Linked DNA regions of Homo sapiens: regions 2 and 3 are each linked to region 1. A link is a loop called in an ENCODE intact Hi-C map of the cell type or tissue named here. Cell type or tissue: B cell. All regions are shown on one strand.

The links. Hi-C counts contacts between places; a loop is a spot of excess contacts. Peaks named below come from ENCODE experiments on the same cell type or tissue, not always from the same donor. Only the 100,000 strongest peaks of a DNase experiment are listed, where the experiment ranks them.
Region 2: a loop joins it to region 1, with 28 times the contacts of the local background. A loop is called at or near these places in 9 of 110 quality-filtered maps.
Region 3: it touches region 1 in a loop (21-fold over the local background); 34 of 110 quality-filtered maps call a loop at or near these places.

What each region holds. Positions count from the first base shown.
Region 1 is chr6:44,169,335-44,177,334 of GRCh38, reverse strand. CAPN11 (calpain 11) reads right to left here. Exons shown (of 23, transcript NM_007058.4): 3 at 7,804-8,000; 4 at 7,360-7,429; 5 at 4,915-5,033; 6 at 4,262-4,395; 7 at 3,949-4,117; 8 at 1,184-1,267; 9 at 997-1,082; 10 at 680-754; 11 at 337-497; 12 at 1-93. Among named protein-coding and RNA genes, the nearest start is that of CAPN11, 15 kb to the right of the region's middle. RefSeq lists enhancers at 1-682, 6,673-7,872. In B cell, CTCF peaks have their summits at 4,251 and 4,452 (motif pointing left); DNase peaks (open chromatin) are centred at 74 and 4,444; H3K27me3 peaks cover 1,608 bases.
Region 2 is chr6:44,301,481-44,309,480 of GRCh38, reverse strand. AARS2 (alanyl-tRNA synthetase 2, mitochondrial) reads left to right here. Exons shown (of 22, transcript NM_020745.4): 6 at 2,087-2,232; 7 at 2,450-2,558; 8 at 2,949-2,987; 9 at 3,090-3,201; 10 at 3,695-3,828; 11 at 4,283-4,427; 12 at 4,664-4,836; 13 at 4,948-5,061; 14 at 5,160-5,300; 15 at 6,058-6,195; 16 at 6,306-6,415; 17 at 6,571-6,679; 18 at 6,968-7,090; 19 at 7,311-7,421. It overlaps LOC124901322 (a long non-coding RNA gene), which reads right to left and starts at 2,497. Exons shown (of 3, transcript XR_007059594.1): 1 at 2,406-2,497; 2 at 2,040-2,247. In B cell, CTCF peaks have their summits at 4,317 and 4,523 (motif pointing right); a DNase peak (open chromatin) is centred at 4,540.
Region 3 is chr6:44,264,977-44,272,976 of GRCh38, reverse strand. NFKBIE (NFKB inhibitor epsilon) reads left to right here and starts at 7,426. Exons shown (of 6, transcript NM_004556.3): 1 at 7,426-7,995. The coding sequence starts at 7,631. TMEM151B (transmembrane protein 151B) reads right to left here and starts at 2,527. Exons shown (of 3, transcript NM_001137560.2): 1 at 2,100-2,527. The coding sequence starts at 2,234. RefSeq lists a silencer at 7,212-7,881 and an enhancer at 7,800-8,000. In B cell, CTCF peaks have their summits at 4,578, 4,778 (motif pointing left), 7,737 and 7,942 (motif pointing right); DNase peaks (open chromatin) are centred at 4,776, 6,436, 7,316, 7,896 and 5 weaker places; H3K4me3 peaks cover 2,153 bases; H3K27ac peaks cover 1,762 bases; H3K27me3 peaks cover 3,134 bases.

The sequences.
Region 1 (8,000 bases):
AGGTGCAGACCACAACATTGCCCTCTGCGTCATCCTCTGGGTCATCCCCCTCAGGAAGAGAGATCTTAAACTGGGGGTTGGTCCAGAACGTGCCTGTGGCGGAAGTGGGTCAGCGTGGTTATACGGGGGCTTCCCTTGGCCACGCCCTTCCCAGGGTGGACCGAGCTTCCCCAGCCACACTGGAGCTGTCTCCTCCACAGGGGCTGTGAAATCTGACTAACCCTTGACCTCATGGACCCTGACTCCGGTGACTCGTGCCCCAGGTCTGGTTTCGTGGTGAGCCGTGGCCCATCCTTCACTCCCTGCACACCCCCTCCCCTCTCACCCCTCACCCACCAGGGTGGTTCCTGCAGCCCCCTGCGGAGCTGCCTCTGCGCCAGCTGCCCTCGTAGAAGGTGGTGTGCCAGTAGCTCTTGTAGTCCCCAGAGAGTGTATCAGGCGTGAGGTTGCAGATCTCCAGGAGCGTGAAGTTGTTCAGGAAATCTTGGTAGGACATCCTGTGGTGGGGTGGGGGTGGAGCCCGTCAGCAGCACACTTGCATCCTCAGTTCCCTCTCCCTGAACCACCCCCCACAACCACCCCAAGCCTCCCCATCCAAGGCACAGAGAGGAGCGGAGCAGGGAGATGAAGGACCAGGGCCTAGGGTGGTGGTAAGAAGCCCACCCCAAGCCACACTGACCAGAACTCCCCGTCCTCCGTCTTGTGCAGCAGCTGCATCTGGATGTCTGAGGCCACCTCTTCCCACTCCCTGGCACTGGAGCAGAGATGGGCGGTGGAAGGAGAGGGGCGGAGGTCATGTGGCACCTCCTTCCTCTCCAGGGGACTGCCTCTTCCCTGAATGTCTGCCTGCTGGGGTGCGGAGCTAGATGGAGAATCTAGAGGGAGGAGCTTTGCCCTGTTGTACAGGTTGTTCTCCTAGATGGGACACCAGTCGGTCCACCTGGCACCGCCTGCTGTATCCTCCGACCACCCCTCACCTGGGTTGGGGACACCTACCTGTCACTCCAAGCTCCATTCCACTCAATCCGGCCCCAGGGATTCCGGACCCGAATCAGTGTTTCCATTTTGCCTCTGTAGTGGACCTGGGTGGGCGGGGGTGGTTAAAGGTCAGAGTTATGGGGTCAGGGAGACGTTCTCCTCCTTCTCAGGGTCCTCAGGGTAGGGCGCATTTCTCAGGACTCACATCCTGAAGGCCAGTCACAGAGTAAGCGTGCCCTCTCACCAGCATCTTGTCAGTCATGGATTCCAGTTCACTATCACTGGTGACCTACAGAACAGAGAGGGAGGGAGAGCATGGAGGGCATGGAGGGCATGGAGGACCTGGACTGGGCACCCAAAGGAAGGGGCGAGCTCTCCAGGTTAATTTTTTTAAACTAAACTTTTAAATTATTATCATTATTTTGAAATAATTGCAGATTCACATGCAATTGTAACAAATAATACAGAGAAATCCCGTGTATCCCATACTCAGGTTCCCCCAGTGGTAACATCTGGCAAAACTACAGTGAAATATCAAAACTAGAACGTTTTAAAAATTATTATTATTATTTATTATTATTTGAGACAGAGCTTTGCTCTTGTTGCTCTTGGAGTGCAGTGGTGAGATCTCGGCTCACTGCAACCTCTGCCTCGCAGGTTCAAGGGATTCTCCTGCCTCAGACTCCCAAGTAGCTGGGATTACAGGCGCCCGCCACCACGCCTGGCTAATTTCTTGTATTTTTAGTATAGATGGGGTTTTACCATGTTGGCCAGGCTGGTCTTGAACTCCTGACCTCAGGTGATCCGCCCACCTCGGCTTCCCAAAGTGCTGGGATTACAAGCATGAGCCACCGCACCCGGCTTTATTATTATTTTTGAGACAGGGTCTCGCTGTGTCACCCAGGCTGGAGTGCAGTGGTGTGATCTCGGTTCACTGCAGCCTCAACCTCCCAGATTCAAACGAGCCTCTCACCTCAGCCTCCTGAGTAGCTGGGACTACAGGCTCTTGCCACCATGCCCAGCTAATTTTTGTATTTTTAGTAGAGATTGGGTCTTGCCATGTTGCCCAGGCTTGTCTCAAACTTCTGAGCTCAAGCAATCTGTCCTCCTCAGCCTCCCAAAGTGCTGGGATTGCAGGTGTGAGGCACCGTGCCCAGCCCAGAATGCTGATATGGATGCAATCTGTAAACCTTATACAGATTTCCCCAGTTTTACAAGTGCTCACTTTTGTGTGCTCTATGCAATTCCATTATGTGTAGTTTCATGTAGCCACCACCACTGTCAAGATATAGAACATTTCTATCACCACAAGCATCCCTTGAGTCGCCCTTTTATAACCAAACCCATCTCTTCTCATGACTCCACCTCCCTAAACCTTGGCAACCACTCATCTGTTCTTAATTTCTATTATTTTGTCATTTCAAGAATGTCATTTAAGGCCAGGCACAGTGGCTCACACCCGCAATCCCAGCACTTTGGGAGGCCAAGGCAGGCGGATCACCTGAGGTCAGGAGTTCAAGACCAGTCTGGCCAACATGGTGAAACCCCGTCTCTACTAAAAATACAAAACTTAGCCATGCATGGCAGCAGGTGCCTGCAATCCCAGCTACTCAGGAGGGTGAGGGAGGAAAATCTCTTGAACCCAGGAGGTGGATGTTGCAGTGAAACGAGATCGCATCACTGCACTCCAGCCTGGGTGACAGAGTGAGACTCTGTCTCAAAAAAAAAAAAAAAAAAAAAGAATATCGTGAATCATGCAGTGTGTAACCACCTTTGGAGGGGATTGTCTTTTTTTTTTTCTTTTTTCTCAGCTAATTAATTTCTTTTTTTTTTTTTTTTTTGGTAGAGATGAGGTCTCACTATATTTCTTAGGCTGGTCTTGAACACCTGGGTTCAAGCAATTCTCCCACCTCAGCCTCCCAAAGTGTTGGAATTACAGGCATGAGCCACTGCACCTGGCTAGGGTTGGCTTTTTTCATTCAGCATAATTCCCCTGAGATCTGTCCTAGTTTCTCTGAGTATCAATAGTTTGTTCTTTTTTATTGCTAAGTAGTATTCCACGGTGTGTAATAAACAGTTTGTTTAACCATTTACTCATTGAAGGACATCTAGGTTGTTTCCTGTTTCGGGGCTATAATGAATAAAGTTGCTGTAAACATTTGTGTACAAACATTTTTGGAGACATGTCTTCATTTCTCTGGGATAAATGCCAAGAATGCAGGGTCATATGTAGCACCCTGGGTTCATGTATTTTGTCGAGCAAATGTTGGTTGGGTGCCTATTGCATGCTGGGCTCCTTCCTAAGTTCCAGGGTCCAGCAGTGAATGAGACAAAGAAGGTCACTGCCCTCATGGAATGTGACTACTATCTGGAGAAGATGGGCTATGAGTGAAAACATAGATAAGCAAGATAATTTCAGGTCACAATAAATGTTGGGGAGAAAGTAAAAACCAGATAGAAAGTAAACAGGGCTGGCTGGGCACCGTGGCTCATGCCTGTAATCCCAGCACTATGGGAGGCCGAGGTGGGTGGATCAGTTGAGGTCAGGAGTTCGAGACCAGCCTGGCCAACATGACAAAACCCCTTCTCTACTAAAAATACAAAAAACTACGCAGGCAGGGTGGCACACGGCTGTAATCCCAGCTCCTTGGGAGGCTGAGGGAGGAGAATCACTTGAACCCAGGAGGTGGAGGTTGCAGTGAGCCGAGATCTTGCCACTGCACTCCAGCCTGGGAGACAGAATGAGACCCTGTCTCAAAAAAACAAAACAAACAAACAAAAAAAAACAAAAAGAAAGTAAATAGGGTGGGGACGGCGACTTTAGACGGGGAGGTAGGGAAGGCTAGTCTGGGGAAAGGGCAGTTGAACTGAATGAGAAGGTGCTGGCCGTGCAGATACTGGGGGAAGAGCCTTTTGGGTGACAGCAACAGCAGGTGCAAAGGCCCTGAGGTGGGACCATGCTTTGCTTACTTCAATGGAGCAACCCATGAGGGAGGATCGCTCCACGGCCTTCCTAAGGAGCCTGAGCAGGTTCTGAGGGGGCCTCTGGAGTTGGAAGCTCTGGGCCACGCCTCCTGTGAAGTCCTCAAGGCCCTCCATGGTACTGCCCCCTGACAATGCTTCATAGGACCCACTCAGCCTGTGGGCACAGAGAAGGCACTGTTGGGCTCTAGGATGGAGGTGAGGGGAGGGAGGGATGTCCTGCTACCCCCTCCCCTCCCCCTGATTCCAGCTGTCCAGACAGAGGCAAGGCAAGCCCCCTTCCTCAGCTCCCAGCACTCACTTGGCATACGCCTTCTCCAGCAGGGCACTCCAGAACTCACTGCGTTCGGTTGAGTGCACAAACACCAGCTTGTCATTCTTTGTGGGCAGCCGGTCATCTACCACCACGTTCACCCACTGTCCAAACTGCCAAATCTGTGGGTAGCAAACACACACCCCTTGCGTGGGAACCCTATCATCAAGCGCCTCCTAGTGGCCAGACCTGATGACACGCCAGTGTCAGAGGCTCCACTCTCCAGAATCACTGAATAGAGAGGGAAAGGCAACCCAAAGCCTGAGCCCGGCCCCGCCTCCTCTCCAGCTTCTGCCACGGTCTCCAGAGGGGAATTTGTCCACACATTGCTAAGTCAAAGGGGCAGATTACAAAAATTATGTGACAGAGACTACCAGTGTCACACACACCCACACACACAGTGGAGAGGAAGAGAAGGAGAAGGGAGAAAGAGCCACAAATTGCTAACAACTATTTTCTTTTGGGACTTAAAAAATTAGCTTACATGATTTCTTTGGTGGGCAGATATTTCTCTGATAATTAGTCCAAAACCCACCCTAATAAATGCTATTTTTCAAAAGGAAAGAAGGTAAACTTCAAAGCATATATGATTCTTCCCCCGCCCCCAACAAAGCCACAGTGGCTCTCACACTGTCCTTCACCTGAAAATGGAAGATGCCAGCATAGTTTTTCTTGAAGCTCTGTCCTCTGGGCACCACGCGGTATAGCAGTTTGGGGCAGGTGGTAAGGGAGCCGATGGCAGCCAGCAGCCAGCAGTCCCCTGGAAAGACAGGCAGGGCTTTGCCACCCCTGAGCAACCCCATATGTGTGGGTGGGCCTCAGAATCCAAGGCCTAGGGGAGCAGGAACTTGACCCTGTACCCCATTCTCACCCCCCCGGCGGAGAGGCACCCTCCCTCAGCCCTCCCACTAAAGAGTGTTCAGGAAGGAGGTAAACAGGGAGAAACTGAAGGCGGAGAGACTCTAGTAAGGTGAGTTTCTGTACATTTTCTTTTTTGAGTCAGTGTCTTGCTGTGTCACCCAGGCTGGAGTGCAATAGCATGATCTCAGCTCACCGCAACCTCTGCCTCCTGGGTTCGAGCGATTCTCCTGTCTCAGCCTCCTGAGTAGCTGGGACCACAGGCGCCCGCCACCCCACCTGGCTAATTTTTGCATATTTAGTAGAGATGGGGTTTCACCATGTTGGCCACGCTGGTCTTAAACTCCTGGCCTCAAGAGATCTGCCAGCCTTGGCCTCCCAAAGTGTTGGGATTACAGGTGTGAGCCACAGTGCCTGGCTGTACCTTTTCTATTATGTGAGAGACACATCCTTTTGTTTTTCTTGAGTTTGGAAAAGAGGTACTTTTGGCCTCAGGCTCTAGGAACCTATTTTTTTTTAAAGTAAATTTTTATATATAAGTAGAGACAGAGTCTCACTATGCTGCCTAGGCTGGTCTTGAACTCCTGAGCTCAAGCAGTCCTCCTGCCTTGGCCTCCCAAGGTGCTAGGATTACAGGTATGAGCCACTGCACCTGACCAGTAACCTGCTTTCTTTGAGACAGAGCCAATACTCTCCACATTCTTCCAACAGATCCAGTCACCTTCCTGCACCCTGTGAGTACACTGGTGTGGCCACGAAGTTCCCAAGAGGTCTCTCCCTCATGTCACCCACATTATATTGGGGACCCAGGGCTCAGTATGTGCCCCAGCAGGGTCCCTGGAGCTAGGCATTGAAGTGGGTATGAGGCAGTGTCCCTGGCCTGAAGTTCGGCTAAAGGGAATCCTATGGGAGATGAGCACTACAGACCTCCATTGCCACCTGTCTCCTAGGCATCTCAGCCCTTGCTGGGTGGGGTCCAGGGGCAGGGTGCTGTGCATCCTACGCCAGGCTGAGGTTGAGGGAGCAGAAAGTTTCTATGATTACCAATGGCCTCTTGGCTGCCTGGAGAGAGGAATATCAAGGGCGCTCCAATCCCCCTCACTGTTAGAGTGCCTCGGAGAAGTGAATTCCCTCCTCCAGCCCATTGTCCCTCCAGCCTACTGAGCCACAGCGGCCACAGCAGCGGCCCTGGGGTCTAAGGTCTCCTTGGCCTCTGCTCTGCCCACACCTTGCCCTTTTTTCTGCCCCAAGGGGACAGAATTCAGTCTCAGAGAAAGCCCACCCTGGCTTTATCCCTAAAGAGGCAGCGAGGGATCTGGAAGAAACCCTTGAACGGGACCAGACTTAGGGAGAAAGATCTACCCTGGGGCTTTCTATGGGAGCCCTGTGAGAGTGGGCTGAGTAGACCCCGTTGCCCTCCTATTTGATACCCCAGATTGATCGGGTTCTAGCACCTGTAGTGGTTTCTACAAATTCTTTGACCATCCTCCCTTCCAAAGGTAGAGCCTAATTCCTCTCCTCTTGAGTGTGGACCAGATTCAGTGCTTGCTTCTAACAAATAGAATATGGTGGAAGTGATGATGTGCAACTCCTGAGACTAGGTCAGAAAAGGCATTATGGCTTCCTCCTTGTCCTCTCTCTTAGATAACTCGCTTTGGAAGAGCAAGCTACCACGTTGCGTGGACACTCAAGCAGCCCCATGGAGAAGCCTATGTGGTGAGGAACTGGGGCCTCCTGCCAACAGCCAGCAAAGACCTGAGAGCTCCTGCCACGTAAGTGCACCCTCCTAGGAGCAGACCCTCCAGCCCCAGGCGAGCCTTCAGATGATCACAGGTTGCAGACGTCTTGACTGTAACCTCCTGATAAACCCTGAACTAGACCCATCCAGTGATTCTGCTTCTGAATTTCTGACCCACAGGAACCGTGAGATAAGAAATTTTTTTTTTAAGTTGCTAAGTCCTAGGTAATTTATTATGTAGTCAAATGTAACTAATATTCCCCCCGCAAGACCCAGGCTGCAGCAGGCAGGGAGTGGCATCCAGACTTGGGAGGGGCAGGAAGAATGCACGGTGTTCTCACTGTCATCTCCTCAGAAGGGGAGGGACAGGGGAACAGAAGCAGGCTGTCTGACCTCAGGGCTCCCTGTTTCCCAGCTTCAAAAGACACCCTGGCACCCCTCCCCCAATCCTCTTGCCCAGGTGGAGACCAGCTTCCTGTGCCCCACTCACCGAGGATCCCCTGGCAGATGTCTGTTGGAGAAATCCCATCCATGATGAATAGAGGGTTGTTTATGATATCCTGCAGTGAAGGAATAAAGGTTTCAGGGGGCCCAGGACACCCCCTCCCCACCTTTCTCCCACTTTTGCTGGGGAATGATGCCCACCTTGAAGTTCCAGGGGAACAGATATGAGGGGCAGGGAGAGGGTACAGGACCAACTTGGCATAGCTGCAGCTTGTGATAGCAGAGGTTGGTGGGTGATTTCCTTAGGGTTACCTAGGAGGTTTGGCTTAAGCATATTCAGAACTGTCCCCAGCTCTGATGAAGGTGGGGCCTAGTGCCAGGGTCAGAATGGGGTAGTGGGGGGTTGAAGATTGAAGATTCTAAAAGTGATAGAGGGATCACTACAAGCTCCCTTCCATCCATGAGTCCATGCCTCCCTTCCAGTGCCCACCTTGGGCCGCTGCCAGGAGATGTTCTGCACATTTTTGGAGTTGGGGCCCAGGTCCTTGAAGCCCAGTGAGCTGGGTTCAGCAGGGAATAAGGGGTCCTCGAAGAGCTCCCCCTTTCTTAGACAGGCTGCTCGCAGCTCCTCAAAGCTCTGGTTACCAAAGTTCTGGGCGTTGTCGTGCTGGCCCACGCCCTTGGCCT
Region 2 (8,000 bases), 130 kb before region 1:
ATAGTAGGAACATGTGTCAGTTGGCTTTTGCTGTATAACCACCCTAATGCTCTGTGGCTTAACCAACAACCATGTATCTGCCCCCTGAGTCTGTGAGCTAGCGTTTAGGCTGGGCTTAGCTGGCTCATTCTTTGGTCTTGTGTGAGCTCATTCATCCATCTGTGGTGAGCTGAGAGGCCGCAGCTCCTCTGGGGCTTGGCTGGCTGTCAGTTTGGGGGCAGTAGGGGTGACTGGACCATGTGTCTGTCATCACCTAGCTGGCTAGTCTGGGCTTGTCCACATCACAGCTCAGCAAGGTTCCAAGACAGAGAGCAGACACATAGGCTCAGAACAGTGTTGTTTCCACTGTATTCTATGGGCCAAAGCAAGTCACAAAGCCAGCAGAGATTCAGGGGATGGAGAAATGGATTCTGTCCCTTGATGGGAAACAGCTGTAAAGTCCCATTTTAAAGTGGCATATGCCTAGGAAAGGGCCATTTTTGTGAACAGTCTCACAGAGAAGAAGGCAGAATCCAGTCTTGTGGGCCTCAAAGTCCAAAGTGGGGCCTTGATTCTCAGAGTGGTGAGAAGAGTTCTCAGGGCTGGGCACGGTGGCTCACTCCTGTAATCCCAGCACTTGGGGAGGCAGAGGGGGGCGGATCGCTTGAGGTCAGGAGTTGGAGACCAGCCTGGCCAACATGGCAAAATCCTGTCTCTACTAAAAAAATAGAAAAATCAGCCAGGCATGGTGGCACACACCTGTAGTCCCAGCCACTTGGGAGGCTGAGGCAGGAGAATCTCTTGAACCCAGGAGGTGGAGGTTGCAGTAAGCTGAGATCGTGCTACTGCACTCTAACCTGGGCAACAGAGTGAGAGTTCATCTCAAAAAAAATAAATAAATAAAAGTGTACATCAGATCATGCCACACTCCCCACTGAGAACCCTTCTTTTTTTTTTTTGAGACAGAGTCTTGCTTGCTCTGTTGTCCAGGCTGGAGTGCAGTGGCATGATCTCGGCTCACTGCAACCTCTGCCTCCGGGGCTCAAGCAATTCTCGTGCCTCAGCCTCCAGAGTAGCTGGGATTACAGGCACCCGCCAACACACCTGACTAATTTTTGTATTTTTAGTACAGATGGGGTTTCACCAGGATTGGCCAGGCTGGTCTCAAACTCCTGACCTCAGGTGATCCACCCGCCTCAGCCTCCCAAAGTGTTGAGATTACAGGTGTGAGCCACCGCGCCCAGCCTGATGTACACTTTTAAAAGGCTACTCCTGTTGCTGTGTGGAGGATGAGCTGGAGGGAGATGAGAGCAGAAACTTAGGAATCAGTTGGGAGGCTATTATCGGTCCAGGCAAGGACCACAGGGCATGCTTCGGATAATAGCAGTGGAAGTAGAGACAAGTAGATTGATTTGAGAGATGTCATGGAGGTAGGAGCAAAAGGAACCACTGATGGATCATGACGGGTAGGGGAAAAAGAATTCAAAGATGGCTCCCAGGCTATTGACTTGAGCAACACAGTGAATGGCATGACTGTTAGACGAAGAAGCTTGGGGAAGAGAGAGGTTTGGTGGTAAGTGAATCAAGCTCCCTGCTTTGGAGCATTTCCGTGTATGTAGCTTACACTCTCCCTCCCTGCCCACCCCCACAAAAGATGGGAGAGGCAAGAACAGGTAGTGGAGAGCACCTGGAGTCCAACAGGCCCGGCTGAGATCTCAGATCTGCTCCTTGAGAGCTGGGTAGCCTTGTGTCACTGAGTTCCTCTGAGCCTCAGCTTCTTCTTCTTTAAAGCAAGCATGCTAATACCTCCTGGAATGGGCTGTTTTGGGGATTCGAGGCCATGTTGTTCAAGTACTCACCCAGTTCTGATAGTAGAAATTCAGTAAATGGTCACAGATATGTTCACTTGTAGCACCAAATATGAGCCCCGTGAGGGCAGGGCCTGGCTTGTGCTCATCTGTGAGGCTTCTCAGCCCAGGACTGGACTGGCAAGGCCATTCTGGATGTGGTTGGCTTTAGGGCTGAGGGCAGATGCTCTAGAGGCGATAAAGAGCACCCACCTGGGCCAGGTCAGGCAGGGCCACTGGCTGACTCTTCTGCTTCCCAGGGCTGCAGGGCACCCCCTTACTTGGGCCGAGTAGGGGTGGCAGACGAGGGGCGCACAGACACAGCGTACCGCGTGGTGGCTGACCACATCCGCACACTCAGTGTCTGCATCTCTGATGGCATCTTCCCTGGGATGTCAGGTCCCCCGTGAGTCTGGAAGGGCTACAGAGAGGACAGGGGCTGCTGGGGGTCTCAGGTGGAGGAGGGAGGGAACAGGAGAGGTGGGTCTGGTTGAGCCAGTAGGAGGAATGGGGAGAGGGAGAGCTTTGAGGTGGGAGCACACACTGGACCTCGTCCTTCCCACTCCCCATATTGCTGACCATGAGCCGCTGGGGATTCATGTCTGGGCTCTGAACCCCTTTAGGCTGGTTCTTCGTCGGATCCTGCGTCGAGCTGTGCGTTTCTCCATGGAGATCTTAAAGGCACCACCTGGCTTCCTAGGCAGCCTGGTACCTGTAGTGGTGGAGACACTGGTAAGGACAGAGCTTCTTTTTCACTCTGGGCCTCCCTGGGCACTTTGGGGAGCCTACCACTGAGCCTAGACAGTGCCCCCAGCCTGGGTGCCCAGAGGTCCCCACCCTAAATATCGAGCCCAGCATCCTATCAGCAAGCTAAGAAAGCTGTCCTTGCTTACAAGAAGCAGGAGAACTTGAGGAGGCTCCTTTTCCAAACTGCTCAGCCCTTGACCTCAGGACCCCCTTCTGCCACCCTACAGGGAAACCAGTTCCCCATTTGAGTCCCTCTCCCAGCCCCTCAATGTGTCTGAGCCTCCAGGGCAGGTGTCCTCAGGGAGGCCCAGGGTGGGGAGGTGGGGGTGGGTTGGTTGCCTTTCACACCTCCTCAGCCCTCTCCACCTCCCCCAGGGAGATGCTTATCCAGAACTGCAAAGGAACTCAGCCCAGGTACTGGATTCCAGTGGGAGAGAAAGGGGTTGATGGGAGAGTTGTGGAGAGAGACCCTCCTTCCAAGGAGACCCAGCTCCACTTCTTCTCTGCCTGGTTCAGATCGCCAACCTGGTGTCAGAGGACGAGGCAGCCTTCCTGGCCTCCCTGGAGCGGGGTAGGCGGATCATTGATCGGACTCTGAGGACCCTGGGGCCTTCAGATATGTTCCCTGGTAAGCAGGATACCTAGCCCATGCACAAGGGGCTCGCTGAGACTCACCAAGGTGGGCAGAGGAGGGAGCTCTGGGCCAGCCCCATGCCTCATATCCACCCCTGACCTCTTCCCAATGTTCCTTTCTCCCTGGACTCTCCTTCCATACCCAGACCCCTCTGCAGCAGGAATACCACCCTGCCTCTCCCCATGTCCACAGTGCCCAGCTAGCCCTGCCTCCTGCTTTCCTAGGTTGGCTTCGTGCATAGACTGAGCTTCCCTCCTCCCTTGAAATGATGTGTGCCCAGGGAGTACCCTGGACTACCCCCAGCTCTGGCCTTGAGGCATGAAGCCTGAATGTGACCCCTCTCCTGAGGCTACCCAGTATGGAGCGGGTATTTGTGTTTGGCATCTGGTGGCTTCTGCGTGGTTAGAAGGGCCCTGGACCTTATTTTTCTCCCCTTCTTTGTCTAATCCCTCCCCTCCTCAACATTCTTTGTCTTTCTTTCTCAAAGCTGAAGTGGCCTGGTCCTTGTCACTGTGTGGAGACCTGGGACTCCCCTTGGACATGGTAGAGCTGATGCTGGAGGAGAAAGGGGTCCAGCTAGACTCCGCTGGACTGGAGCGGTTGGCCCAAGAGGAGGCCCAGGTACAAGCTGTGGCACCCCATGCTGGGTTCTGTTAGGACACCTCTTCCCCAGCCCTGAGCTCCTGGGGGAGGAGCTGTGAATATTGAGAGGAATCAAGAGGCTGAGATAGGATCTGTCCCCTCACCTGGGAGGTTTCTAAAACCTCAGGCCACAACCAGTAGAAAGCAAAACTAGCCAATGGGCTAAACACAGGAGCAGAAGCCAGCACAGCTTCCTGGAGAGGGGCCCTCCAGGGGCAGCAGTGGGCAGGAAGGCCTAATCCCGAGGAGCCGACATGATGGATGGTTCAACCAGCTCAGGGGCTCTAGCAGCCAGCCAAGCCCTGAGTTCTTATTCCAGAAGGGCTGCAGAGTCCACAGCTGTGTGGCAGGGACAGGGCCCTGCGAGGCTGAAGTCCCACTTTCATTCTTTCATTCTCCATGCACTTCTTCCATGCCCATGCCCACCCTGCAGCACCGGGCACGGCAGGCTGAGCCAGTTCAGAAGCAGGGATTGTGGCTTGATGTCCATGCGCTTGGGGAGCTGCAGCGCCAAGGAGTGCCCCCAACTGACGACAGCCCCAAGTACAACTACTCCCTGCGACCCAGCGGAAGTTATGGTGAGAGCCTGGACCAAGGCCTGCCGCCACAAGCTTGCCTGACCATGACTAAGAAGAATGTCCAAGATGGTTGCTGCTAGCCCCTATGTATTCCCCAGGATGGCCACCAGGGGTCTCTGTGGCCCCCAGCTGGAAGTGCCCCTGCCAGCGGGGGTGCTTGTTGGCCTCCAGGCACAGACCCACCTTCACGTCCCCAGCCCCTGCCCACCACTAATAACCATTCTGTGCCCTGGCAGAGTTCGGCACCTGTGAGGCCCAGGTGTTGCAACTGTATACAGAGGACGGGACAGCAGTGGCCTCCGTGGGGAAAGGCCAGCGCTGTGGCCTCCTCTTGGACAGGACCAACTTCTACGCAGAACAGGGGGGCCAGGCTTCAGACCGTGGCTACCTGGTGCGGGCAGGGCAAGAGGTGAGTCTCCATCACAACCCAGGCTGATTTCTGTGGGCGGCAGACCCAAGCCTGAGTGGGAGCCAAGGGGAGGGAAAGGCTACAGGCACCTTGACCACTACCCTCCCTCAGGACGTGCTGTTCCCAGTAGCCCGGGCCCAGGTCTGTGGAGGTTTCATCCTGCATGAGGCAGTAGCCCCTGAGTGCCTGCGGTTAGGGGACCAGGTGCAGCTGCATGTGGATGAGGTAAGGATCCTCCCTAACTGTTCCCAATACCCTGCAGCCCCTTCACTCTCCCAACCCCCTGCCCTCACCCAGGACGCTGGGTGACAAAAGTATTTCAGGCCTGGCGTCTAGGCTGCATGGCGAAGCATACGGCCACCCACCTGCTGAACTGGGCACTGAGGCAGACCCTGGGCCCTGGCACAGAGCAGCAGGGCTCCCATCTCAATCCTGAGCAGCTGCGCTTGGATGTGACCACCCAGGTGAGCCCGGCATAGAAAGACAGGCTTCATGTGAGGTGACAGGCATAAAAGAGAGACAGCCTGCTGTGAGCGGGTTGCCCTTAGAGTCCTGGGCTCTAGGCCCAGCACGGCCACCCAATCACTATGGGACCCTGGGCAAGTCCTTTCCCCTTGGGCTCCTTGTGCAGCAGTGAGGAGTCAGGCTACAGAGTGTCTGGGGCCTCGCCCAGCTCTGATGTGGGATCCTGAAGGCCCTCCAGCAGGGGCCTTCCCTTCACCTCCAGCCGCTCCCCTTCCTTGTTTCTACTGTCATCCAAGCCATTCTTGCCTAAACTGGGCTGCCCTCTCCCTCTGCTGCCACCCTGTCTCCCTGCGCTTCTTACACATCTGGCTTAAATCCTTTCTCCAGGAAGTACTTGCTGGCTAATCCCCATCCCACCTGCTTATTCCCTGCCCCTGCATCCCCCCATCCTGTAGTTCTCTCTTCCATTGGGCTACCCCTTGTAAGCTCCATGTGGATACAGCCTCCTTTTTCTGTTTCTTTAACTTTTGGTGCCTGGTGAAAGGCCTGGAGCTTCCAATAGGCCCAACTCCCAGATAGCTTTCTAAGGAAAATAATTGTCTGCTCAGGTAGTGTTTATTGAGCACCTATTATGTGCTAGCCACTATTCTAGAACCTGGGGATAGCTCAGTGAACATTGACCGTGTTTCAATGCATCAGTTAGAGGTGTGGGGCTGACTGCATGTTGGTCTTTCCATTTCCTCCCCACCCCTCCAGACCCCATTGACCCCAGAGCAGCTCCGGGCAGTGGAGAACACTGTGCAGGAGGCCGTGGGGCAGGATGAGGCTGTGTACATGGAGGAGGTGCCCCTGGCGCTCACTGCCCAGGTCCCTGGCCTGCGCTCTCTGGATGAGGTGAGTTGGGGAAGCCCTTTTGCTGGAGATCGGGGGCCTCCTTCAGGCATACCTGGAGGCTTTATCCTTCTCCTTTGGCAGTTAACGGGCCTGTCCCCTCTTGACCTCAGGTTTACCCAGACCCTGTGCGGGTGGTATCAGTGGGGGTGCCCGTGGCCCATGCATTGGACCCAGCCTCCCAAGCCGCACTGCAGACCTCTGTGGAGCTATGCTGTGGGACGTGAGTCACTCCTTTGTGCTGCCTGGCCCAGGGGCCCCGGATCCTTGCCCTTCCCTTGGTCTTTGGAGCCATCAGCCCTTAATGGGAGATGCACGCTGGCTTCTCCCTTCTCTACTGTCATGCCCCGACTTTCTGTTCACTCCTTCCTCCCACAGGCACCTGTTACGTACTGGGGCTGTAGGGGACCTGGTTATCATCGGGGACCGCCAGCTTTCCAAGGGCACTACCCGCCTGCTGGCCGTCACTGGGGAGCAGGCCCAGCAGGTCAGCATGCCAGTAGGCCTGGGACTTCTGGGTTGAGTGGGTGCATGGGACACACGCAGGTGACATGCTCAGGCTCAGGGGTGCCCAGCAGCAGAGCCAGTGTTCATACTTGGACACCAATGTGGCCATATCAGCTATTGGCAGCTGGCATGTGTTTTGATTATTTGGTGCTGGTGCCTTGATTGGTCCTGATTGTTAAATCTTATTTGTCCCTGACCAGTAATGAGTTGAGAGGCCTTGTCCTGGGGAGATGAATGTAATCCTGACCCTCCTGTCCCCTCCCTGCAGGCCCGAGAGCTAGGCCAGAGCCTGGCCCAGGAAGTGAAAGCGGCCACTGAGCGGCTGAGTCTGGGGAGCCGGGATGTGGCGGAGGCACTGAGGCTGTCCAAGGACATAGGACGACTCATTGAAGTGAGGGCCACGCCTACCACCCCACCCTCTCCTAGCCCTATTACCTCCCCTATTCCTCCCTGGACTCCTTCAGACTCTCCCTAGCACTCCAATTGGGTTGGGCTCCAGCTGGCCCAGATATTTGTCTGCAGGGTGGGTGTCTTCCCTGGCCCTGCTGGTCCCTACCTCAGAGACTATGGCTCAGGGAAGGGCAGGGGTGATGTACTGCTTCTGGCCATAGGCTGTGGAAACTGCTGTGATGCCCCAGTGGCAGCGGCGGGAGCTGCTGGCCACAGTGAAGATGCTGCAGCGGCGTGCCAACACTGCCATCCGTAAGCTGCAAATGGGACAGGTGAGAGGAGGTTTGGCTGCACCCATGTGCCCAGAGACACTCCAGCAGATACACTGAGAAGTCTCAAGGGCTGGGGCATGGGGGTGAGTCAGAGGCTGTGCAAGGACGGGGTGGTGGCAGCTTCCTTCTCCTGCCAGCTGAGAACCATCACCCAGGCCATTCCCCCACTTCTGTCTCTTTCAAACTGTGTTTCTCCCCCAACTCCCAAGTCTGGCTCAGAACCCCCGGAAGCCTACTGACTTGATTAGTGCCATTCAGCCCTGATTGCACCTCCACTGTGGATCCCCCTTTCTCCCGCCCACTCCTGGTCCATCTGTGCTCTGACCTTCCTCCTTTCACCTTCAGCGACCTATTTGTAGGGGCCTGAAGCTATGATGAAAGGGAAGTGGTGAGGGAAGTGAGGAAGGACACATGTGGGACCCAAAAAGGAGGCCACCCTAGGCAGAGTCCCTGCCACCTCTGCCTAGAGCTAATGACTTTTGGGGTGGGTGGGGGAAGCAGGGGATTGCTCAGCTGGGGCTTAGTTCAGAAGTTGGGGCTAATTGGAAACCTGCCTCTCAGCCTGACCCCTCTGCTTGT
Region 3 (8,000 bases), 96 kb before region 1:
GCAGAGGCCAGCACCAGAGATAACAGGCAGAGAGAAACAGGGATATGGAGAGAAAAGGTGAGACCAAGATGGGAGCCAGGGGCCAGAGGTAGAAACAGAAGTGACACAGAGCAAGCCAGAGGACAGGAAAGGGGACCGGAATGCCAGTACAGGAGAGTGCAGAGAGAGACACCCCAAGAGGCAGAGAAGGATCAGAGCCAGAGATAGAGGCCCAGGCAGCAAACACAGATGGATAGGATGGTACCCAGAGAGCATCCGAAGACAAACACAAAAATGGCAATGAAACAGAAGATGTGGACAGGGAAGACAGGGGAGGACAGACAGACAGGCATCAGCGAAGGAAGGTCCCCAGCCCAGACCCCTTCCAGGTCCTCTAGAAAAGGGGGAGGGACCCACTGACATCACTTCCCCACTTAACAAGTGGGGCCCTCACTTCCAGATTTTTTTCAGTCCTAGGTTCTAGAGGAGCTACTCCCCTCTGACCCATCCACCTCCCTAACCCTCACAATTAGCCTAACACGTCCTTTGGATAAGGGCCTCCAGAGAACCCCAGGCCCAGTCTCATTCCCCATGTTCTGGACCCTGGTTCCCCTGTGAGTCTCCCTCCTGCACCCTGACATCCTTCCCTTTGTCCTAGGATGGGAGGGAGGGGGCTGGGGTCCCTGAGCGGCAGGCAGTCCAGGAGGAGGTATCCAGAAGGGCAGAGGCATGTGGCTGAGGAGAGGACAGGCATAGGGGATGTGGGACTGGGGTAGCGAGGACAACGTTTGAAGCCCAGCAATTTATCAAGAGAAAATTATTTTTGGTACTCTCCTGGAGCCTGTCTGTTAAAGCTCCTGGCACATTCTGTCCCAGGGTTGGCCCAGGAGTTGTTTACATGTCTGGCTCCCCACTACACTGGGTACTCCTGAGGGCCCATGCTTCATTCTCTTTGCATCCTAGGTGCCTACCATGGTGCTGGCCCCCAGCAGCCACATCCTAATTGAGTGTTGAGTTTAATTTCTTGTAGTGGCCTCTGTTTTCCCACCCCTCCTCTGTGCTGTCTAGCTTTAGGAACCCATCCCCCACCACACACACACACACACACACACACACAACCTCCTGCTGGGATCCTGACTTACCCCCTCAATTCCTCAGGCCTGACCTAGAGGCCAGCCAGGAAAGAGAGGAAAAGAGTGGAAAAGAAGGGTACAGTAATAGGCATCGGTCCCTGGATCTAGAAGTATGGATAGTTAGGCGAGCTAGGAAATAGCACACAGTACATGTGGACAAGGAGATTAGGGTACATGTGCCTTTCGGGGAGCCTTGTCCTTAGGAGGTATGAACATACGGGCCCCTTCGTGTGCCTACCTGGTTATGTGCTTGTCCCCATGTGGGTACCTCTGAAAGGGGCTTTACCTGCAGGCCCATCCCCGCTTGTGTGCCTCTGCCCTAGTACAGGGTGCATGCGTGTGCACAAGTGTGCATGGGAGGCTGGAGTGGGGGTGCTCCTGGTACTTTCCTCCGTCTCTTTGTCTTCAGGTTCAGAGGACTGAGTACTAGGGACCCCAACTAGGGATATGAGGAAGCAGCAGGAGCCTCGTGAGAGAGAGGTGCACACCCCCCCCCACACACACACACACACACTCCCAATGACCACAGGCGGGACCCCCCGTACACATCTGACCTCCTTAGGGTCCCAGATCAGGTACCACCACCACTTCCCCATGGTACCCTCCTCGTTCTGTAGCCCGTACAAGCCGCCCTTCCTGGCCTTCAAGGTAGCATCCTCCTCTGTGAGACAGGATCCCCGCCACCGTCCCCACCCCGGTAGAGCATAGCCCCCACTCTCATAAGCCCAGGATCCGCGAGGCTCCGCCCCTAGGCCCCTCCCCCTGCCCGGGACCCCTGAGCCCCGCCCCCGGCGCGGCCCCTTCCCCGGCACCGCGGACAGCTCCGGCCGCCGGGTGGGGGCGGCGGCGCGGACTGCGGCTGCAGCGGCCGGCTCGGGGTGCGGGGCGCCGGCCGCGCTGCGGCGGAACCAGCGGGGGACGCGTGCGATGGGGGATGGGGGGCCAGGCTGCGGCCGCGCCCGGGGAAGGGGCGCCCTAGACTCTCACCTCCTCTCGGGCGGGGCCCTCGTCCGCCGCCGCCGCTGCCGCCGCCGCCGTGAGCTCCTCCGAGACCCCGGGGCCGCCACCGCCGCCGCCGCCGCCGGCGGCGCTCTCTCCCGCGGCCGAGCCAGGGGGGGACATGGCGTAGAGGGGGCGCGTCGAGCTCAGGACCTCCCGGGGGGCTGCCAGGGGCCGGGGGCATCCTGCGCGGGCCCTGGGGAGAGGACGGGAGGGGGCGGGGCCCTCGCTGCTCCCCACCCCCCGCCGGGGGAGGGGGCCCGGAAAGGGCACCGGGAGTAAGGGGCTGGGGGCTGAGGGTGGGAGGCAGGCTGGGGGGCCGGGCCGGGGGGGGCCGGGGCCGGGGGCGGGTGTCACCTTGAGGCCCTCGCGGCGCCGCTCCGCCTCCCGCCCGCTCCCGCCGCCGCCTTTTGTCTGAGCCGAGCTGGAGCCAGCGCGCCCCCCCTTTCCTGCCAGCGCAGCCGAGCCCCGCCCCCAGCCCCCCAAACTCCGCCTTCCCAAGCCTACCTAATAACCACCCCCCGAAGGGGTAAAGCAACAGGGACTCCCCACACCTCTTCCCCGCTCCCAGCCCTGCTCACTGCACCTCCCTCCCGCGCTCCTATCCTGGGAGAATCTGTGCCGCAACCCCTCTCCATCTGTTCTCCGTGGACTCGGTGCCCGAGGTTCAACCAACAGCACCCCCCCACACACACACACATCTCTGGTTCCCCCAAGTTCCCAGGGCAGAGGAGTGGGGAGAGGAAATTGATTCTTGGAACCCTAGGGAAGATCCTTACTCCCAGTTTCGTGGTGAAGGGTTAAGGCAGAAGCTAGACTTCCAGAGGAATGGAATAGGGGGAAAGGGAAGAGATTGAAGCTAGATGTGGGAAAGGACTAACAGAGGGCAGAGGGGAGGGCATTGGAACCGGCCTTCACTGAACCATCTTTCTTCCCTAAAAGAACAGCTCCAGAGAAGCAGTGAAGTGTGTGCAATACCCTAGGCTGGAGGGCAGGAAACCTGAGTTCTAATTCTGAATTCTGTATCTGTCATTAAGGAGTTATGTGACCTTGGGCAAGTGCCTTCCTGTCTCTGAGCCTTAATTTCTTCATCTGTGCAGTGAGGAAGTTGACTGGACAATTTCTAAGGCTCTGACTTGTAGGTGTAGGAAGCAAGCCAGGCTGAGCCACTGCAGGCAGCCTATCCTTTCAGGCCATCCACCCCACACTGCTTTTCCCTGTATCCCCTGGCACAGCAGGAAGGACCCTGACATTTATTCATTCATTCATTTCTGGATGTCTCCATTCAGTAAACAGGTGTTGGGTACCTATTGTGTGCCCAGTACAGAAATGAAACACAGTTTCCTTCCTGCAAGGAGCACAAAGTCTAATGGGGAGAAAAGAACATGAAAAACAACCATTATGAAGAATATAATAAAAGCCATGCATGATCAATCTTGTGCATACACAGTCACTGTGGAATCCTACTATGTGTCATTAGAGTCTTTGACATACAGTAACTGTTCTCCCCAATTACTCACAGGGAACCAAGGCAGAGGGAGAGTGAATGGCTTACTCAAGGTCACCTGCTAGCACTCACAGAGCTAGTCCTAGAATTCAGATCTTTCCCACTCAAAATCTATGGGGAATATTTGTGGGTAGGAAGTTAGTTTGGGGCAAAGCCTCGATGTCTGATTTTGGGGGATAGGGTACAAACACACTGATCTGCCCAGGATGTTCCTTCCCCTTGTTGGGGACAGGAGAGCCACTGCTCCCACCCCTCTAGTCCCACTCCTGGCCCTGCCTTCATTTTACTACTCTTCCCTTTCCAGGTGAGGTGAAGGTGGCTCTCTGTCCACCTATTGCTTAGAGCTATCCAGCCTGCATGGTCCTCTCCAGGTTGATGGGTCCATTCTCCCTGCCCAGAGGAAGGCGGCTGTCCAGAAGAGGCGGGGGTCTGGTTCACTCCCTTGGCAGAGGCAGAATCTCACTTGGTGGTTCATTCCAGCATCTCCTGCCCATGCTTTTTGGGAAGCTGGCCTCACAGCTAACTCCAGCCCCTCTTGTTCCAGTTTCAACCCCTTCCCCCACAGAGAGCAGAGCCCCTAACCTTGGCCTTTCCAAACCCACAGAGGATCCTTTCGTGCTCCCCATTTAGGCACCATAATCTTCCTCTTGACACCCACCCCCACTGCCTTCCTGTCTCCACTTCAAAGGGCTTTGGAGGAGGGACAGTTTAGCTCTTTTTGGCCAATGCTAGAGCTCCCAAGAGACAAAAGGCTACCCCTGCCTTCTCCATTCACACACAGTACCCTTCCCTGGAAGCTACAAGAAAGGGGGGTGAAGGAGGGGGCGGTGGAAGGAGCCAGCTGACCGGCTGGTCACCATGGAAACCAGGCCTGTTTCCTGAAGATGAGCCTAGCTGGGGTGGGTGGAGGTGGGGAGTGGGGGCACAAAGGGAACCAGAAAACAACAGAGAGAAAGACGAGGGGCCCAGCCTCAGAGAAGACTGGAGCTGAGGAGGCGAGGTCAGGTCCCTAGCCATGCTGTGGCCTAAGTCAAAGTCCCCAGGTCACCCTTTCAGATAACACTGCAATGGTCCCCCTCCCCATTCCTGGAGTGTTGGAAAGGATTCCTGTCAAGAGTGCAAGCTCTGGTAGTGGGGCCAGTGGGTGACTCAATGCTGACCTCATGTGGCCATAAAAGGGACTGCCACACACCTGTTACGGCTCAGAGCCAAACACCTGGCTGGGTTAAGTGGGTTTTTCCTAAAATTCAGCCTCTGTATGAATAAAAAGGAGGTCCTTGCACACTCCTGAGTTCTTACATCCTTGCAGAGGGCTCAGACACTCCCACCCTATGTGGTTTACCTCTTGATAAAGAAAAGAAGGTTCCACTAAAAAATATGTAAAAGTTTTGGATTAGATGAGAAGCCATCTCTGCACTTTCTATTTTAACTTGAGCAAGTCAACTCACCTCTCTGGGCCTCAGTTTCCCAACATTAAAATGGGGATGATAGTGTCAGATTTCGTGTGGATTTTTTTGTTTTTGTTTTTGTTTTTAGACTGAGTCTCACTCTGTTGCCCAGGCTGGAGTGCAGTGGTGTGATCTCAGCTCACTGCAACCTCCACCCTCAAGTGATTCTCCTGCCTCAGCCTCCCAAGTAGCTGGGATTAATTACAGGCATGTGCCACCAGGCCCAGCTACTTTTTGTATTTTTAGTAGAGATGAGGTTTCGCCATGTTGGCCAGGCCAGTCTTGAACTCCTGACCTCAAATGATCCACCCACCTCAGCCTCTCAAAGTTTATAGGCGTGATTACAGGCGTGAGCCACCGCGCTCGGCCAAATTTTGAACCCAGTTGGTCTGGGTCTGGAGTTTATTACTATACTTTTGCTGCAGCCTTTGAGGACCGGAGAGGAACATGTCAGGGGAGGAGACTGAGAACATCTGAAATCATGCTGACTCAAGGGAAGGAGATGCTTCAATTTCCCAGGCCTTTCCCCTCGTGGCTCCTCACTGGGCTTCATGCTCATTACGTCTTTCCCACTCTGGTCCTACATGGGGTTGAAGAACAGTGGGCCATCTTCTCCCCTCAGCCCTCCCCCAACTCTTCTGCCTCCAATCGCCCCCCACAGACTAGGTCCTTCTCCTCTCCCTATCTCTCTTCCCTTCCCATTCTCAGTTCAAATGGAAGCTTCCTTGCCTCTCACCCCACTGAGTAGCTGGCCCCACTGTGTGCCCCCACAACACCCTGTTCTCACTTCTGTCTTATCCCAACCACTCTGAGCTGTAATTGCCAAGGAGCTTTTTTAGGACCATGGGATTTTTTTGTTGGTCATGGGGGGTGGTTATTGGTTATTACTGTGATAGTCAGTTTTGCTTCCAGTAGAAAGAACAACGTCAGACATTACAGGAGACCTTCCATACATGTTTGTCAAGTAGGTGAATGATGGATGAATAAAATGAGGTTGCAGGGGAAGGGCTGTGGGAAAGCTGGCCTCCCCCCTGCAAAACGTTGCTGTCTACACTCATCCACCTTCCTTTCTCCAATGCTGGAGATGGAAAAGCTACATGTTCCCTTGCGGATAACCCTCTAAGGGCATTGCTGGCGTTAGGCTGATAGCACTTGGAATAGTGGGGAGGAATGAGGGAATAAATCATGGAGCATGGGCTTAGGGCTCACTTGTAGTAGGGTGCTCCCACGGCCTTCCTAGGCCCAGGGACAGTGAAAGAGGAAAGATGTTTTGGGACTAAGATTGGGGCTGTGTTGGGGACCTGAGCAGAGTGCAACCCAGCATGTCTGGGGCCTCCCCAACCTGACCCCACTTCCTTGACTGCTGGGGTTGACCAGAAACTGTAACTACCCAAGGCCAGGGTTTCACCCTTTGAGGAAGAAGAAACTCCACAACCACTTTACTTTTTAGACAACAGTTTCCCTGAGAAGACGCTCTTTCCAAAAAAACATTTTCATGCCCAATTCCATGTGATGTGGGACGTTGACACAGGAGACTGTCTTCCAGGACCCAGGAGAACTGCTCCTTTAAAGATAATGGGAGTCCCCTTTCCCTACCCGTACCCCTGGGCACTGATAGGGAAAGATGAGAAAGCAAGAGAAATTGAGATAAATGGGCAGGGGATAGGAAGCAGTGCTTCCCCATCCCATCGCCTACATGCCCTCCCCCAAAGATGCCAGCTTGTACGGACAATTAATAGATATTTCTTTTAAAACAAATGAATGATCCGGGACCGGTGGCTCACAGCCTGTAATCCCAGCACTTTGGTAGTCCGAGGCAGGCAGATCGCTTGAACCCAGGAGTTCGAGACCAGCCTGGGCAACGTAGCGAGACCCCCGTCTCTACTTGTAGTCCCAGCTACTCGAAAGGCTGAGGCAGGAGAATCGCTTGAACCCAGGAGGCGGAGGTTGCAGTGAGCAGAGATCAACCACTGCACTCCAGCCTGGGCAACAGAGCAAGACTTCGTCTCAAAAAAATAAAAAATAAAAATAAAACAAATGAATTAAGAAATAGAAGTGAAAGAAGGAAACAGTACATGCGTGGAACTAATGAATGGAGTGAAGGAGGAAGGGGGAAAGAGTGAATGAATGAATGAATGAATGAGTGAATGAATCAACGAAGGAGTGAGTCAAGGCCCGGGAACCACAGACTCCAAGCCTACGCAGAGCCCGGGAAGGGGGATTCCGGAGGGGCGGGGCCTCTTTCCGGAAGCGCCCGCCGGGGGCGGGGAGGGGGCGGGGCCATCCGCGTGAGGCGACCCTGTTGGTCCGGAGGGGCGGGGCGAGGAGGAGGACCCGCTTGGGCGGTTCGGCTGCCCACAGTAACCGCTGGGTGGACCTGGCCAGCGCTCCGAACCTTGTCCTCGCTGCGCGCCGGCCCCTCGGAGCCCCACAGCCCGGGAAGGAGGCCGCCGCGGGCCGGGCGCCCGCTCTGCCAAGCGGACCCGCAACCCGGAAAGGCGGCGCGGCGGAGCCTGGAGCCGGATCCTGCTCAGACCGGGCCCCGGCCGGCCAGAGCCGCGGGCATGTCGGAGGCGCGGAAGGGGCCGGACGAGGCGGAGGAGAGCCAGTACGACTCTGGCATTGAGTCTCTGCGCTCTCTGCGCTCCCTACCCGAGTCCACCTCGGCTCCAGCCTCCGGGCCCTCGGACGGCAGCCCCCAGCCCTGCACCCATCCTCCGGGACCCGTCAAGGAACCACAGGAGAAGGAAGACGCGGATGGGGAGCGGGCTGATTCCACCTATGGCTCCTCCTCGCTCACCTACACCCTGTCCTTGCTGGGGGGCCCCGAGGCTGAGGACCCGGCCCCACGCCTGCCACTCCCCCACGTGGGGGCGCTGAGCCCTCAGCAGCTGGAAGCACTCACTTACATCTCCGAGGACGGAGACACGTGAG